Linked DNA regions of Mus musculus: region 2 is linked to region 1. A link is a loop called in an ENCODE intact Hi-C map of the cell type or tissue named here. Cell type or tissue: left cerebral cortex. All regions are shown on one strand.

Evidence for each region. Hi-C counts contacts between places; a loop is a spot of excess contacts. Peaks named below come from ENCODE experiments on the same cell type or tissue, not always from the same donor. Only the 100,000 strongest peaks of a DNase experiment are listed, where the experiment ranks them.
Region 2: a loop joins it to region 1, with 9 times the contacts of the local background. A loop is called at or near these places in 7 of 42 quality-filtered maps.

The regions. Positions count from the first base shown.
Region 1 is chr14:79,298,130-79,306,129 of GRCm38, forward strand. Rgcc (regulator of cell cycle) reads right to left here and starts at 3,506. Exons shown (of 5, transcript NM_025427.2): 1 at 3,320-3,506; 2 at 2,586-2,771. The coding sequence starts at 3,368. In left cerebral cortex, a CTCF peak has its summit at 3,452; DNase peaks (open chromatin) are centred at 530, 870, 1,219, 1,928 and 4 more places; H3K4me3 peaks cover 3,307 bases; H3K27ac peaks cover 2,490 bases.
Region 2 is chr14:79,199,962-79,207,961 of GRCm38, forward strand. It overlaps Vwa8 (von Willebrand factor A domain containing 8), which reads left to right. Exons shown (of 45, transcript NM_027906.1): 45 at 1,137-2,349. The coding sequence ends at 1,245. Among named protein-coding and RNA genes, the nearest start is that of Gm4632, 4.8 kb to the left of the region's middle. In left cerebral cortex, a CTCF peak has its summit at 428; DNase peaks (open chromatin) are centred at 367, 1,132, 3,262, 3,668 and 1 more place; H3K27ac peaks cover 2,616 bases.

The DNA.
Region 1 (8,000 bases):
GGGTGTTCAGAACCGAAGTCTGGTCCTTTTGGAAAGCAATACCTGTCCTTTACCTCTGAGTCATCACTCCAGTCCTGCAACCTGCTTTTGTTTTTTGTTTTTTTTTAATGGGGGGGTAGTATTTTTCAAAAATGAGGAGGAATATTCATCACCTAGGTCCACAGACCTTTGATCCTGAAAGCCTTGAAAAGGACCTGCAATACCACGTACAAAAAGATACATGATCTGAGCTTGAGGGAACGCTGGGCTACTCAAGTTCTGGCTCACATGCTAGGCAACCAGAGCAAAACTAATGAAGATAAAAGTGCCTAACTTGTAGGACTGTGGTAAAGATTTTGTGTGATAACATTGGAAGACCAGCCAGAGATGGCTGATAACAAGAGCTATCACGTTACAATCATAGCAACCCCAGTGAGGGCTTGCTAAAAGTAAGCTAGCTGCCACCACCACCATGATAAGCCTGATTGGCCCTCTCAGGAGAGCTAAGTTTCAGTGGGCTGCACCTCTCCCAGACATCCACTTCCACCAGACAGACAAGTATTAGGAATGTCTGCACTCCATTCCTGGAGACAATTAAGACAGACATATTATGTGTCCTTAAGAAAGCATGACTTAGATGCACACAAAATCCACCAAGACGATTTCTTAACCGCTGAGCCATCTCTCCAGCCCTCCAAGACGATTTCTAAGCATGCAGGGAACAAAACCACATTGACGGCAAAGACCAAGGTCATCTGTGCTTTCTTAGATCCTCCCTGTTACTCTCCAACCACCACAGAAAGAAAGCTTAAGTTGACAACAAAAGCAGAAAGCAAAATGCACAGAGATATGCCTAAGAAAACTGCAAATTCTGTCAATCTTCTCTCCAACTGTTAAGAAACTGTGGTGAATTCTCTTTTTGAGACTCCTAAAAACATACCGTGGATCTGAAACCCCTCCTGGCAGAACTGGTGGGTGCTGTTCGACATCACTGCACAAATTCAGACTCTAATCTAGACTGAGGCTGGGGCTTAGCAAGGAGCTGAACTTGATTACAGAGCATCGGGGACAGACCTAGCCTTCTCTTCTGTGGAGAAGAGAATTTATACACAATGAAAAATTTGTTCCTTGACCCAGTGGAAAGAAATATATTCAAGTTACACCACAGCTGTGGAGAAAAATTTCCAGCGTCAGGCTTCACTTGACTGCTGAGAACAAGTGACCAGGTCATTGGCATCAAGACGCAAAAGTTCTAAATGGAAATGAACAGCTCACCAGCCCTCTTCCCTCCCCCTTCGCCCCCTAAGTCACGTGGTGATCTGTGTAGGTGGCTAAGGAAAATCAAACCAGAGCTTGGGTTTCAGATTCAAATCCTGACCTGGATGTCAAACATCATCCCTTCTCAGGAGGACAGCTCAGGCTCAGAATCTTCACCTAGTAACAAAGGAAAATGTTTCTAGATTTCAAAACAGCAATGTGACTTTTACTCCCAGAGTTGGGGACAGCACAATTGGTGATGTCTGAGCCTGTATCTAGGGACTAAGGGCACAAGAACAAACAGAATTTAAAGTTCACATTGAAAAACAGTGAATAAGCCAAGATTTGAAAACAATTATATAATAATAAATAAAAGGTCACCAAATTCACTGTTCTTGCAGGTCACTTGAGTTACTGAAAACTAACTCTCTCTCTCCCCCTCCCCCTCCCCCTCCCCCTCCCCTCCCCCTTCCCCTCTCCAGAGGCAATGTGGAAAAGGTTACTAGGATGACCTTCTGTGGGTAACCTGGAGGGTGGGCGTGCCTGAAACCCTGTACTTGAACTCAGCAGCCCAGCGGGAGACTGTTTCAAAAGTGCCTGGAGTGGCGAAAGAGCCTGGGAGCTAGGCAGAAAGTGAACGAAGTTATTTCAAGCATTCCAAAAACAGCAGCTTATGAAACCATTTTGGTTTCACAAATGTTTCATTCTTGTGCTCACTCGTGTCCTCATGTTCCCCAACACCCATTCTGGAAAAGGAAAGGGAGGGTGCTGTTGGTCTAGTGTTTGCCTAGCGTGCAAGAAGCCCTAGGTCTGACCCCCAGCATTGCCTATAAACTGATGTGCCTAAATGTGGTGGCATTGCACTGTCACCCCAGCACCCTGAAGCCCGAGGAAAGAGGATCAGAGAGGTTCGAGGTCACCCGCAGCTACATAGATCACCTTGGGAGAGTCTCAAAATAAAATAAAATAAAAAAAAAAAAATGAAGAGCGAAGAGTGGGTAGAAAGGCGGGAAAAGGTTGGAAGGCCTGGCTGGACTCCCAGGAGTTCTGGCTGACTGCACAAACCCTCAGGCCTCATGGTACACACCTGCCGTGACAGGTAGACCCACAGCTCTTTAAGAGCCACCCACCCACCCTCGTACCTCTCTCCCCAAGAACGCCTTAATGACCCCCGCACATCTGGGCTAACGACTCAGAAAGTCAACTCTTCAGGCATCTCAGAGCCGTGCAGATCCCCGGGTCTGACTTTCCCCAGATGTCGTGCCTCAGTTTAAAGATAACCCAGGTGAATCTAGAGCTTTAGGAAGCCTGAGTCTGAGGATTACTGACTTCAACAGGGCTTCACTTACTCTCCGAGTCGCTGAAGCCGCTGCTGTCGCTGACGCTGGCGCTGCTGCGCCGCTTCATGCGCTCTAGGTGCTCCTCATAGTGGAAGTGGCGCTCGTGGAAGGGCGACGCGAAGTCGGCCAGCACCGCGTCGAACTCGCACAGCACGTCGGTCAGGTCTGCAGCGGCCGCGGAGTCCATGGCCGGGGCTAGGGGAGGGAGGGCACAGAGGGCATCTGGAGGGGCGGCCAGCGTTCCCTAGAACTCCACTCTGCCTTTGCCAGTGACAGCCACGCAGTCAGTTACTCCGTAACCTCCCAACCACCCTCTAAAGCGCCTGTCACCAGACACGGAGGAGAAGAAGCCTCCGTGGGTTGAGCTGAAAGTCTGGAAGTCACCTAGCCCACCCCACGCGCTTTCCTACTGTTGCCCACGCTCGCTCCCTGGAGCGCGTGGCGGCGGGAAGTCTGAGTCAGCAGGCACCCGTTACGTGTCAGACTCCGGTTCCTTGTCCCGCGTGGAAAACCAAACTAAACCTGCATCGGACGAGCGATCCGGAGACGGGATGCCAGGGTGATGGAGGACAGAAGGGTGGGCAGTGGAAGAAGACCTTAGCGACCTCTGTTCTCTCGCCCCTACTTGCAGGCTCCAGCTCTCAGGGGCCCCGGAGCTGAGAGTGTAGCTTAGCGTGGACGCAGTCCCTGGCTTCGATCCCGGGGCGCAGAGGTGGAGAAGACACCTCCAAATAGGCACTCACCTGCGGCCGCGACCGCCGCGGGACTGCTCTGCGCTGAGGGCGGCTTCATGGAGAAGTTGCTCAGTGACACGCGTAGCAGAGATGCTGCGAGGTGTTGGCCCTGGTGGCTGCCGCCTGCACTGCAGTCTGCTCCGGTGCCTCTGCCTTGCTCCTTGCCGAGCCTGAGCGCTAGCTACTCGCCTGAGCCGCGCCACCCGCCGGCTACTCCGTCTTATAGCCACCGGCAGGGGCGGGGCGGGGCGGGGCTGCTGAGTAAGTCCCAGACGACCTAGGGGACGCCCCTGTCCCTCCACCCCCTACTCCCGGCACCGCCCTAGCCACGCGCTGGCCTCTGAAGAACCGCAGTGACGGGTGTCGCCGGAGTCCAGGATACCGCCCCAAATATTTACCCGCCGCTTTCTCTACCACCCTGACAACCCGACCCAAGGAAGTGTCTTTGCGGGCATCAGAGTTCTCCAAGAGTTTACCCTGTTTCCCGCCTTCTGGCTGAGCCTCCTTGAGCCTCATCTATGAAATGGAACTGCACATGCAGAAAGCCTCCTTGTTTGCTGCAAAAATAAAGGAGCCAAGGGCCTCAGTAGCCTCTGCAAAGAACCAGTCCTCCATCTGACTTTTCTCAAGGAATTTATAAGGTTGTGCGTGGACAGAGTGGACAGCTGAGGGCAGTGGGTTGAGGTGAATGCAGTCTTCAATTGAGATGATCTTTGAGCGCAGAGTACCACATGGACAGATGCATTCTGGTATAGGGTCCGTATGATTGAGCGTCCATCCTTAGCACAGCCCAGTAGAATTCCTGCCTCAGGTGACCAACAGCCCTTTGCCCCAGGTAGTTATTAAACGTAAAATAAGAGGCCTGCTGGTGGCCTGCGCCTATAGTCCCAGCCCTAAGGAGGATGGTAGAAGGGGGTCTAGGCAAGAGAGTGGAGATTTGAGGACTACTGCATGAAAAGAAAAGAAAAAAAACCCTACATAGTACAATCCTGTCTGTAAAGAGTTTACTGTGCACGCATGAAGATCCAAGTTCAAGCCCCAAAATCCACATTAAAAAATCCAAACTAGATGGACACCACTTATAATCCCAGCCCTGAGAGGCAAAGGCTGGCAAATCCCTGGGACTCCCCAGCCAATCCCAAAGTGAGAACTCCAAGTCAATGAAAAGCTGTATCTTAAAAATGGAGGTGGGCAGTGCCCAGGGAATCGATCACATTTGCGGTTGACCTCTGATCTTGTCCGGCACAACATACGCCTTGTGTGCATATATGCACATGCTACACACACACATACCACACACACACCACACACACACATACACACACACACACACACACACACACACACACACACACACACCACTAAATTAATGTAAAGTAAGGGGCTAGCTGGGGCCTGGGAATATGATTTAGCAATAAAGTGCTTGCCTAGCATGGGTGAGCCCTGAGTCTGAAGGCTCATCCTCAGACCTGCAAAAGAAAATAAATAAATAAATGTAAAACAATCAAAATTGAATAAAGTGAAAGTTTTCAGTCCAGACACCAGACACTTTCTTAACTACACCAGACACTTCCTTAGCTATACTAGACACTTTCAAGTGATCAACGGCCATCATCACAGAATCTTTGGATGGTGTTATGTGAGGACATCTTTCCCCAGTGACTCCAGCCTTCCTAGGTGTCAGAATGTGGCATGCACCAGGTCACTCCTGACAGCCACCCCTGAATAATATAATCATTGCCAGTGGTCGGCAGGTGTGAAAACTGGAATAGAGCAGCTAAGGGGCTTGCCTACCCCTTAGTGGTTTAATAGAAGGCAGGCCTGTCTCTTTTCAGCACCACTTTGAAGTTAGCCACACCCTGCCTCCCTAGGGTGAAGAAGAACTAAGCAGTCAAGGGTGGCACTGAGCCCCAGAGCAGATAAGCCAACAGCAGCAACCAATCTGGGAGGAGCAGCCAAAAAAAAAAAAAAAAAAAAAAAAGATGCCAATTACCTGTTCAGTTAGTGCGTGGAACACAATTCATTTGTCCACAGTTCACCTGGTGTGAAATTGGGTTGCCCCCAGCCCATCCTTACACACATCTCAGTGCAAAGGCCTCACTCAGTGCTGCACATGTGTTGATTTCTTCCCTAGAACCAGGTAAAGGTTTAAACCCTTGTTCTCCAGAGCCTTCTGGCTGGGCTCCATATCCTAGGGCCTTTTATGCCCCCCCCCCCCACCTGACAGTGGTGACAGAGATAGTCAATGACCTCAGTGTTCAGGTGCAACCCGTCCCTCAGGAGGCACGGGGAGCTGTATCCTTCATCTCCTCACTGAGACTTACCTAACTTCCAGGTTTCAAAAGCTCATTCAGTCATTCAGTCTCTGGCTGCAATGGCCTCAAGAAAAAGACTTGATGTCTCCTTTAATTTCCAACAGGAAAGTCAGGACTTCTAGTGCTGTAAAGACCCGATCTTTATTTTAACCGGTCTCTCCCGTAGATATGCTTTGCTATCATATAATAAAATATCACAGGCTAGGTAATTTGTGAATCACGGAGATTTCTTCCCCACTGTTCCGAAGGCCAGGCGGCCCAAGATCAAGACTCCCACCCAGTGCTGTCTGGTGAGGGCTTGCTGATTGCTCACAGGGCGAAAGGAAGGAAAGAGCAAACGGCGCCCCCTTCAAGCCCTTTGGTAACCCTTACTTCCATCTGGGAGAGCTCTATTCTGGTGACAGCCAGTTCACAAAGGCCCCGCTGTTTGACAGGATCAAACTTGCAATGAGATTGTAATGTTCAGGCCACCCCAAGGTCTGACATAGTCAGACCATAGCCACCTCTTCTCTGCACACTGCTGGCCACTCTTTTCATGAAACTTGTCCAGAGCATCACCTAAGGGTCTCATCTTTCTGAATCCTCCAGGTTATCATGGCTAACCTCCTGCCTCTCCTGGACCCTTTCTTTTTTCTTTTCTTTTCTTTTTTTCTTTTTTTTTTAAAGATTTATTTATTTATTTATTTATTTATTTATTTATTATATGTAAGTACACTGTCGCTGTCTTCAGACACCCCAAAAGAGGGTATCAGGTCTCATTACAGGTGGTTGTAAGCCACCATATGGTTACTGGGGATTTGAACTCAGGACAGGATAAGGGCAGTCGATGCTCTTATCCACTGAGCCATCTCACCAGCACCCTCCTGGATCCTTTCTTCCAGGACTTTACTTTCTCTCAGCCATCTCACCTTCCTCCTGGAAATGTATAACTGAAATTCATTCACTTTAATTTTTTTTTTTTTTTTTTTACTTTCAGAACAAATATTCCTCCCCTTAAATGTCTTACCTGCAATTACCCATAGGACTTCTGCGCTTGATATTTCTCCACAAACACTCTATGGAAGATGCTTCTAGTTGAATCTGTAAACAAACAAGTAGACTCATGCATTCCCGAAACAGTATATTTCCAGTCTATCTTGAGTTAAAATTGGTGATATGACTAAATTTTGGGCAGCAGACAGAGCTCTCCTATGTGGCTTCCTGAGTAAGTCTCCCTCACTTGGCTTTCTCCTACAGGATGACAGGCAGCCTTGAAGCTGGATTTTAGCCATGAGGTAGAGATCACTTTCCTAGAATGGCAGCAGAAACATAGAAGTGTCTTGGGTCTCTGATGTCATGAAGCAGCTATGTTAACCAACCCTATCGGTAACTGACATCTACAGGGGAAAAATAAAATAAGCCGTCAGGGCCTGAAGATGTAGCTCAGTGGACAAGCATCTGCTAAGCATGTGCTAAACATGTGCCAAGCATGTGCCGAGCATGTGCCAAGCATGTGCCGAGCATGTGCCAAGCATGTGCTGAGCATGTGCCAAGCATGTGCCGAGCATGTGCTGAGCATGTGGGATTCTGGATTCGAGCCTCAAAACTACCAAAAATAAATAAGTAGAGTGAGATCACCATCTTGTGTACACTCCTATAGGGGAAGGGTATGTTCTGATCTTTACAATTCAGCTTTAGCCTGAATGCCTCCTGTAACAAATAAATAACAGGCTTGGCAGTTCTGGTCCTGTAACTCTAAGAGACAGACTCTTCTTCTTCTTCCCTAGCCTAGCTTGAGTCATGTTTCAGCATCTGTCCATAGCTGAGCTGCTAGGGAAGTTAGAACAACAGATGTGCATTCTCTCCTGGAGCTCTGGAGACTGGAAACCTGGGATCGCATGCTGCCTGGACCAGCTTCCTCGGAAGGTATGCAGGGAGGATCTGCCCCAGGCCTCTGCTTGGTTCCTGGGGGTGTGCAGGTCATCCTCAGTGCCTCAAGCTGGTCAGTGTGTCACCCTGATCTTCTGGTTGCCATGTGATATCCCCTGTATGTCTGCTTGGATCTCTTCTCTTTTAAGGGTAGCAACTATTACCTGACACGGATTAAGCTAGCTGTAACTTTGGATGGCCTTACCCTATCTCCATCTCGTCTCCAAAGATGCTATCTCGAAGTAGGTCACATCCAGAGGTACTTGAGCAAATCTGAGAGTGTGACACAACTTAACCCAACCCAGTGGTATAAACCCCAAATGGACCTCCATTAATGAGAGTCATATTAGAGATGATACAGAGTCAAGACTTGGTATAAAGCTGTGATGAAGAAAGCTGGTTTAAGATGCAGCTTAACAACAGACTGCTTGCACACTTCCCACCACAAAGCAAAAGAAAGATTAATT
Region 2 (8,000 bases), 98 kb before region 1:
AGCCCTGCGGGTGCTGCAGCATCCACAGTAAGCTTGAGCCTTGACATCATGGACTCAAACTTGCTCAGCCAGCCAACCACACACCTCTTTCTCTCTTTCTCTCTGTCTCTCTCTCTCTCTCTCTCTGTCTCTGTCTTTCTGTGTCTCTCTCTCTGTCTCTGTCTCTCTCTCTCTCTCTCTCTCTCTCTCTCTCTCATGTTAGCACTTCACATTTTCTGGAAGCTTCCTGTCCTCAAAGCCTCTCTGTGCACATCTCCCCAGCACCAGAGCCAGGCAGACGGCAAGCTCAGCAAACGCTGGCTGAGCTGAAATGGGCATTTTTTTCTTTCTTTCTTTCTTTCTAGTGAACAGATCCTGTTGGAGTACTTAGAAAAGCACAATAATACCCTTGTGGTTTCCTGGGGAAATGGTCCAACCGTTGCTGGCAAAAGGCATGGTGCAGACTTAGCTGCTCTGCCCCGCACGCCAAATACATGATACTGCACAGAGTGCCTGACTTTTATTAAATGTCACTCCAAAACCAAACTTTGTTGGCACAATGAAAGGCAGCCTTCTTTTCAATACATCTGTGTCTTGCCGCCTTATTGCCTTCAAAGATGGCCTTTTATTCCAAATGATAAATTGACATTTTTTTAAAAGAAAAGTTACCATAAGCCTGTTCAACCTCAGTTTTGTCAAGCAGCAGTTAGATAATGCAGATTGCATTTCACAGTATGTGGTGGGGAGGAACCAGAGACCCACTTGGGGACTTGGCTGTGTAGTACGTTGTTGGAGGACTGTTTTCTAAGAAAGGAAAGGCTTTTAAAAATGCAGTGTGCGGCCAGATGCAGGTGAGCTAATTCCAGATGGGCCCCTCAGGCACTGTCTTGTCTAGGGACCAGAACATCTCAGGAGAGGCCGGAACTTGAGATCCATTCATTCTCTCACTGAAAAGCTCTTGCTTTCCCTGCCTCTCCCTGATGCTTTCTCAGGCCTTCCATTGCCTAGAGACAGACAATTGAGCTGCAGGTAAGGTATGAGAGTGTGAAAGCATCCTTCCCTAAGAACCCATTTGGATGCTGTGGCGGCCAGGCAGGGGCTGGAATGGAGCCTTGATTTGCAATGGTGATTTCCCTCCCTTCCCTTCCCTCTGACAGGCTTCAGAGAACTCTGCCAGCTGGCCGGTCCTTCATCGCTATGGATACCAAGAAGATCCCTCAGATCTTACAACAGATCTTCACCTCCACCATGCTGTCCAGTATCTAAGACGCACACTTCACCATCCCACGATTGGACGCAAATAGGAGCAGAGAGAATTACGAAGAGGCAGCGACCAAGCCGACCTGTGCCATGTCCAGCATCGAGCAGACCTACGAGTAGAAGTGTACTCTGGATGGGTTGAAGGTCTGCAAAGGAAACGGGTTGACCTGCATTTCTTAAAAGGTCAGGGTTGAAGGATACAGGCTCAGGAACTGTAAGGCTAGGCCTAGTTCTAAACCCAAAGGATAAAAATCACCCACTGTTGCCTTAATATGTCATCTGCTGCCAGATGCCATACGAAGCCTTTTAATAAAAGCCCATAGTTTGACCCTGAGGGACAAGTCTGCAAACCCTCCCAACATGTTCCTGTCTGTGGTTATTTCTGCTTTCTCTGCAGTGTGTATTGCCCAGCAAATAACAATTTTACAGCAGTTAACCTTAACTGGAAAGTATTTGGACAGCAGTACTTGATAAGGCATTGGATTCTCTCAGTAATCCTGTTCTCTGGACAGAAAGGAACCAAACGGTCCCTAGGGTGCTTGCTGTCCCACCTGACTTCTATTCACGCTGCTACCCGAGCTGAAAGATAAAGATATCCTGCCTCAGGTTCCCTGTGTCAGCCCTTTTCAGTTCCCCAGAGTTCCACTGTGGAGTACAGTATACTTCGCCATCCAAATTACAGTGCTGAACGTAGTGAGTGCTCATGTCTGACAAATTACCCAAAATCCAAAACACTGCGTTTGACTGGGTGTCGCCTGGAGACTTGCTTTGATTTAACTAAAGAAACGCATATTTTTCTCTTGTCTTTCAAAGTCTTTAAAATCACACAATCCAACAGAACCGTCGCTCGAGCACGTGATGAAACGCTGCTCTGACATGAATTCAGTGCTGAGGCCCCATTATGTGCGTGTTTACCTAGTGTAAGCTGGAAAACTCACCTTGTGTTATGTTACCCTAGCCAGGTACAGTGTCATCGTACAGGCCCGTAAATTCATTTCATTTGATTGTAGGACAGAGAAAAAAGGTTCCCCATCTCTTCTAACACCCCATCTCCTGCTCATCCGCTGTCAAATAAAAGCAGTCGCTTCCCAGTATGGTGTCACCACCCAATGAGTATGTGTGTGTGGTTTGTATTTCTAGTCACCTGCTTGTTCCAGGTGCTCAATTATCCCAAAATGCACAAAATTCCAACTCAGTAAGTGCTTTCCAAATGTAATCACGTGACTAATTCCCACCACTCGCATTCCCTGGTGATTCACTGCCCTGCAGGAACTTGCTAAATGGTTCTGTTCTCATTCTAAGAGGGGCACTTTTTGTTTGTTTGATTTTTGGTTTTTGGTTTTCGAGACAGGGTTTCTCTGTGTAGCCCCAGCTTTCCTGGAACTCACTTTGTAGACCAGGCTGGCCTCGAACTCAGAAATCGGCCTGCCTCTGCCTCCCAAGTGCTGGGATTAAAGGCGTGTGCCACCACTGCCCAGCAAGAGGGGCACTTTTTACTGATAAAGTGCTTAAACACAGAAAACTCATTGCTTTTGCAAGATTCCAGACCACAGACTCTTGATCATTCTCTGAATTCTGAGTATGACTTCACAAATGAAGACATGGATGGCTCGAGCCTCAGAGCTATCCAGTCCCAGGCAGGCAGGCAAGGTTGGAGGCCCCTAGCTCGGCTTGCAAGCACTGGCAGGAGCCCCCTCACCCACACTGCATGTTGCTGCTCCCTGGGTTCATGGAGGGCTCCCATGCCTTCTTCCTTTCTTCTCCTCTTCTTGCAAACTGTCTTTGCCTTCCTCTCTTGTCCCCACAAATTCTATCTGTGTGCTTTCAGGCACTCAGAGGTATGGGGGCTAAGGCATGGGACACTTCTGAGAAGAATCTTAAAACGGCACCCTTCTTCCTGGGTACAGCAGTGAACTGAGGAAACACCCATCAAGGGGCAGCTTAGCCCCAAGGACACTGCCCCTGGCAGCCTTTGGAAATAGCAGTCACAAGTAGCTCAAGAAGCAGGCTCTCCACACAACAACCTGAGTATGCAGAGCCATTCTTTTTAAACATGGAAGGAATGTTTCCCAGTAATTAAGTTTCCCTTTCCTGGTCGCCAGACATCCTTTGCAATTGTTATCTGAAAGAGAAAATAGACTTCTGTGTTTTCTTATTTGTAAAGGGGAAGATGGTGAGGGAGGGGAACACGGCTTTTTTTTTTTTTTTTTTTTTTTTTTAACTTCTTACGCTACCTACAAAGTGATGTGTTTATTATTAAATGAACTTAATTTTAGGCCACTGTGAGCTGTTCCCAGGCTCTCATTAGCGCCAGGACATAATAATAACCGCACTGTGTGCCCGTGGGGTGTGCACTGAAAGACATCTAACCCGAGTCTCTCTTGCAAGCAAATGAAATGCTGAGAAGGTTCATTGTTAGTCGTGAGCAGCCAGGAGGAACGAGCACTGTGAATAGCCGCAGTATGTGATGTATGTTCCCCCTGGAATCCTTTGTGCCCCCAATAAGATGACCTCATTGCAGATGGGGCGGCTTGAGCGCAGCCACAGAGTGGCTCAGAGCGGGAGGATTTGAAGGAGTGTCAGATGTCTGGAATGAATCACTTAATTCTTTACCCCCTTTCTTGGGAACCCACTGAGGAGGAGAAATTCCTCAGTGCCTGAAGGATTTTTCTCTAAACGGACCCTGAGGCTTTGAAGGCCCATTACTGGGTTTCACTGGGTTTCTGAGCACAGCCTAATCAGAGGTCCCCAAAGGCCAGCACCAAAGTCCACCCTCCCTGCACCTGGCTCCCTCCTGGGCCGGCCAGGTCAGCCAACTTGAAATTCCTCAGTGGACCCAGCACAGAGATGCAGAGAGAGGGAAACAGAAAATGGTTGCTTTATCCTCCATCTGTATTTGCTTCCAACAAAGGCAGTAGAAGAGAAATCCCCCAACCTCTAAGCCAGTCTCCCCTTACATGAGCAACCTGTTCTGAAACCGCATCTCTGGAGGGCCGCAGTCAACTTCAAAATCCACCCAATAATATATAGAGCAGAAAAACACTTAAATGAACAGGGATGTGTAGTAAAGATCTTACCTGCTGCCTTGAGCTGCTAACATTTGCTCTGGCGGCACGACTAAAATTCCAATTTTCTACTGGTAGTGGGGAGAATTTATAACTCTAGTTAGAACACTAGTCTGTAGAGAGGTTTTAGATCCTGAGTCCCATTAACTACCTGGCAAACTTGAGCCAGTCTTCTGGGTCTCATTTGAACTAAGCCAATGCCTTAAGATGTTTGAAGAAAAAAAATACTAAAACTACAGTTCTGTGTTCCTGTGGCTTGTTCTGGTTTCTTGTAATAGCCATGCCACTTCGGTGTAACCTACGAGCATATTTAGCACATGGTAGCCTGTCTCCCAGCACACAGGACCTTGGCGCCTCTATCAACCACACTGTTGCTGACTGAATGTGAATATTTCCTTACATGAGCATCATCAATATGACACAAGAAGGATCTTTCGCTCAACAGATGAGGGTTCTGCCTGTTGTTTCCAGCTTTGAACAGTAAAAGTGCAGACGAGTCAAAAAGATCAAGGATTGAAAAGCTACTGTACATGCAAGAGCTCACCCTAGCTGAACAATGCCAAGCGCTCAACATGTATGCATGTTGAGCTCTGCAAACTCAGCCTGCTCCAGAGGGGTGTGCTTGCCTACCATCTCAGATGGAGGTGCAGTCTGAGCACTGTCTGAGGCGTCAACCTTCAAACGCAGACATGCGCAGCATGCGCTGACCTCTGGAGTGCCAGGGTCATGTGTAACTTTGAACTTGAGGAGTGTTTGTGGTATTTGGGCCACTCAGAGCAAAATACAGCACTCTTAAAGTGGCTCGGATCACGGAGGGTGGTGAGAACACCATGCTCTGCTTCAAGAAATCCTGTCAAGGGATGTGAGCCACTTTGTAAGGTTGTCCCTCCCCTGTGGCCCACAGGCACCAGACACCACAGGCTTCGGAGTAGTTAGTGTATATGAGGATAAATTTGGCCTCTGAAGACAGTGGTGTGGCCACAGAGGAGTCTCAGCATGTAAGGACTTATTGATATCAAACCCAGATGAAGCGGTAGTAATAGTAGCTGGCATGACCCGGAACTGAAAGGGAACAATGGCTCTAAGCCTCATGGAGCAGGTATGCACTTCATGTAGGTCTCAAGATGGCCGCATGAACCTGACAGGATCCTCCCTGTAGTTGGTCTCATGGTACCAGGCCATACGTGAAGCCTTTCAGACTTAAGGAAAAAGAGGTGTATTTACTCAGAGGATATTAAAACTGGACTTCCTCGTGCTGGGATGTTTATATTCATAAATGCAGACACTGATTTAATGACGCTGTCAGTTCCCTTATTCTACACTAGTAACACTTCTACGGTGGGAACTCCAGAAACAGTGAATCTCACCAAGACTGGTTGGTCCGAGTCCTTGTGTAGAAGTTGCATAGCCCACATGAAACTGGGCCCTAGGAAGAAGAAAACAGTGATCACCTCTGCGCCATCCTGACAGAAACTACAAGGCGAAGCTGGAACTAGCCTGATTGATTGGACAGCCTTGGTCTTAGCGCGGCCTGTGGGAGACTCTCGCTCCTGAGGAAACCGAAGAAACTGCATCCAGGCCAGGGAGCTCAGAGCCCAGAAATGCACATACATGCACACATACACACATGCATGCATATGGGCATGTTCATGCACGCACACACATACATACATGCACACACACATGCACACACATTCACATACACATCCACATACACGCATGCATGCACACGTACACTCACGTACACCCACACACGCACACATACTCACACACACAAAGAGAAGATGGTAAGTGAAGAAGACAAGAAGGTCGGTTGATGTACACACAAGGTTGATAAATTGAAGAAGGGGTCCCTCTCGGGTGGATTTCCTTTAGTGTTCTCAGAGGTTTGAACAACTCCATTCAAGGCTGACGGGTATAAGCAAGCACATTCATTACAGGCTCTCGAACAAAGGTTTGGAACCACATGTGGAACACTAGCACTAAAGAATCTTTCTCCCTGTGACCTTTCTTAGACACTGGAGGAGAAGGGCAGGCCCTGGGCGGCAGAGGCAGAGGACTGTAACAGCTCCTCGGGCCGCCTGAAAGCAGACATTCAGTTGCTTGGCTGGAGTACAGCTCCACACAGCTGGCCTGGCTCTGTGCCTCCGCGTCTGAAGTCTATCCTCAGAATGGCGTATCTCAGTGAGAAAGGATGCTCCGTCATAATACAGATCCCCCTGCATGGCCATCCATCATCACGGCTTGCTTGGAGTCCTTTTGTCCACACGCTCTCCCCAAACAACAGCTGGGGTGAATTTGAAAGCCCCCGAGGCAGAGGAACTGTGGTTGGGGTGAGGACAGAAGGGGCTGTGTTTGTTATTCTTGTGTCATGGTGGCCAAATACCAGACAGAAACAGTTTAGGAGAGGGAAGGTATATCTGGACTTATGGTTCCAGGGGTTTTCAGTCCACTCTGAGAGGAGATCCCAGGAAAGATGATAGCCCCAGGACAGCATGGCAGAGCAGCAAAGATGATAGCCCCAGGACAGCATGGCAGAGCAGCAAAGATGATAGCCCCAGGACAGCATGGCAGAGCAGAAGCAGAGAGAATCTTGAAAGGCACAGGCCGCCTTATGACTCACGTCCTCCAGGACACATTCGATTGTCATGGAGAAGAACCAGAATGGTTTCAGGAGGGGGAAAAGACATTATAACTCTACATTTTTAAGTATCCGGAGGGTGCTGATGCTGGGAAGGAGGTAGCTGACTGAGCACAGAAGAGAAAAGGAGAGGAAAAGTTCACTATGATGGCATGCATGAGGGGTGTCCGTGTGTATGTGCAGGCCTCGGGGAGGGTTATAGGTCAGAGAGTCAATGGCACATGTCTTCTTTCATTGCTCCCTTCTTTAGTTTTTGAAACAGGGACTCTTACTGGAACCCGTGCTCACAGATTAGTTGTACTCTGGCCAGTCAGCACCAGTCTCTACCTCTACCACTGGGCTTATATGGGTATGCCACCACATCTGGCTTTTTCCATGAGTGCTAGGGTAAACACACGTCCTCTTGTTTGCTTGCATATCACCCCGTATGCCCCTTCCACAGCCCAGGAACTTTTTGTTTTGTTTTGTTTTGTTTTTTTTGAGACAGGGTTTCTCTGTGTAGCCTAGGTGTCCTGGAACTCACTTTGTAGACCAGGCTGGCCTCGAACTCAGAAATCCACCTGCCTCTGCCTCCCAAGTGCTGGGATTAAAGGTGTATACCACCACCGCCTGGCTGGAACTATTTTTTTAAGCTGATGTTAATTTTTTTGGAGGCATCTGATCTTTGTTAAGAAACTTTCATAAAACCATGTTTTGTAGAGGCTGGTTACAGACTCTTCCAAAAAACTTTCTAGTGAGTCAAATATGACGGCAGATGCCCAAGATCTCCTAGGCAGAAGAATCATGAACTCAAGGTCAGCTCTGGCAATGTCATTCCAGGACACCCTGAGCTGTGAATCAAACCCCTGTTTCAACAAGAAACCAAGTTTCAGCAGACAAGTTCAATAAATGAAACAAAACAAAAAATGGTGGTAGACTATGCTCAAAATATAAGATACACTTGTAAGAAAATGTCCTTATATAACACAGTACCATGTATAATGAATATTCACAATGAAGATTTAAAATACAAAACCCAAATGTATTTCCAAGTGTAGGAGGCCCCATCAAAGCAC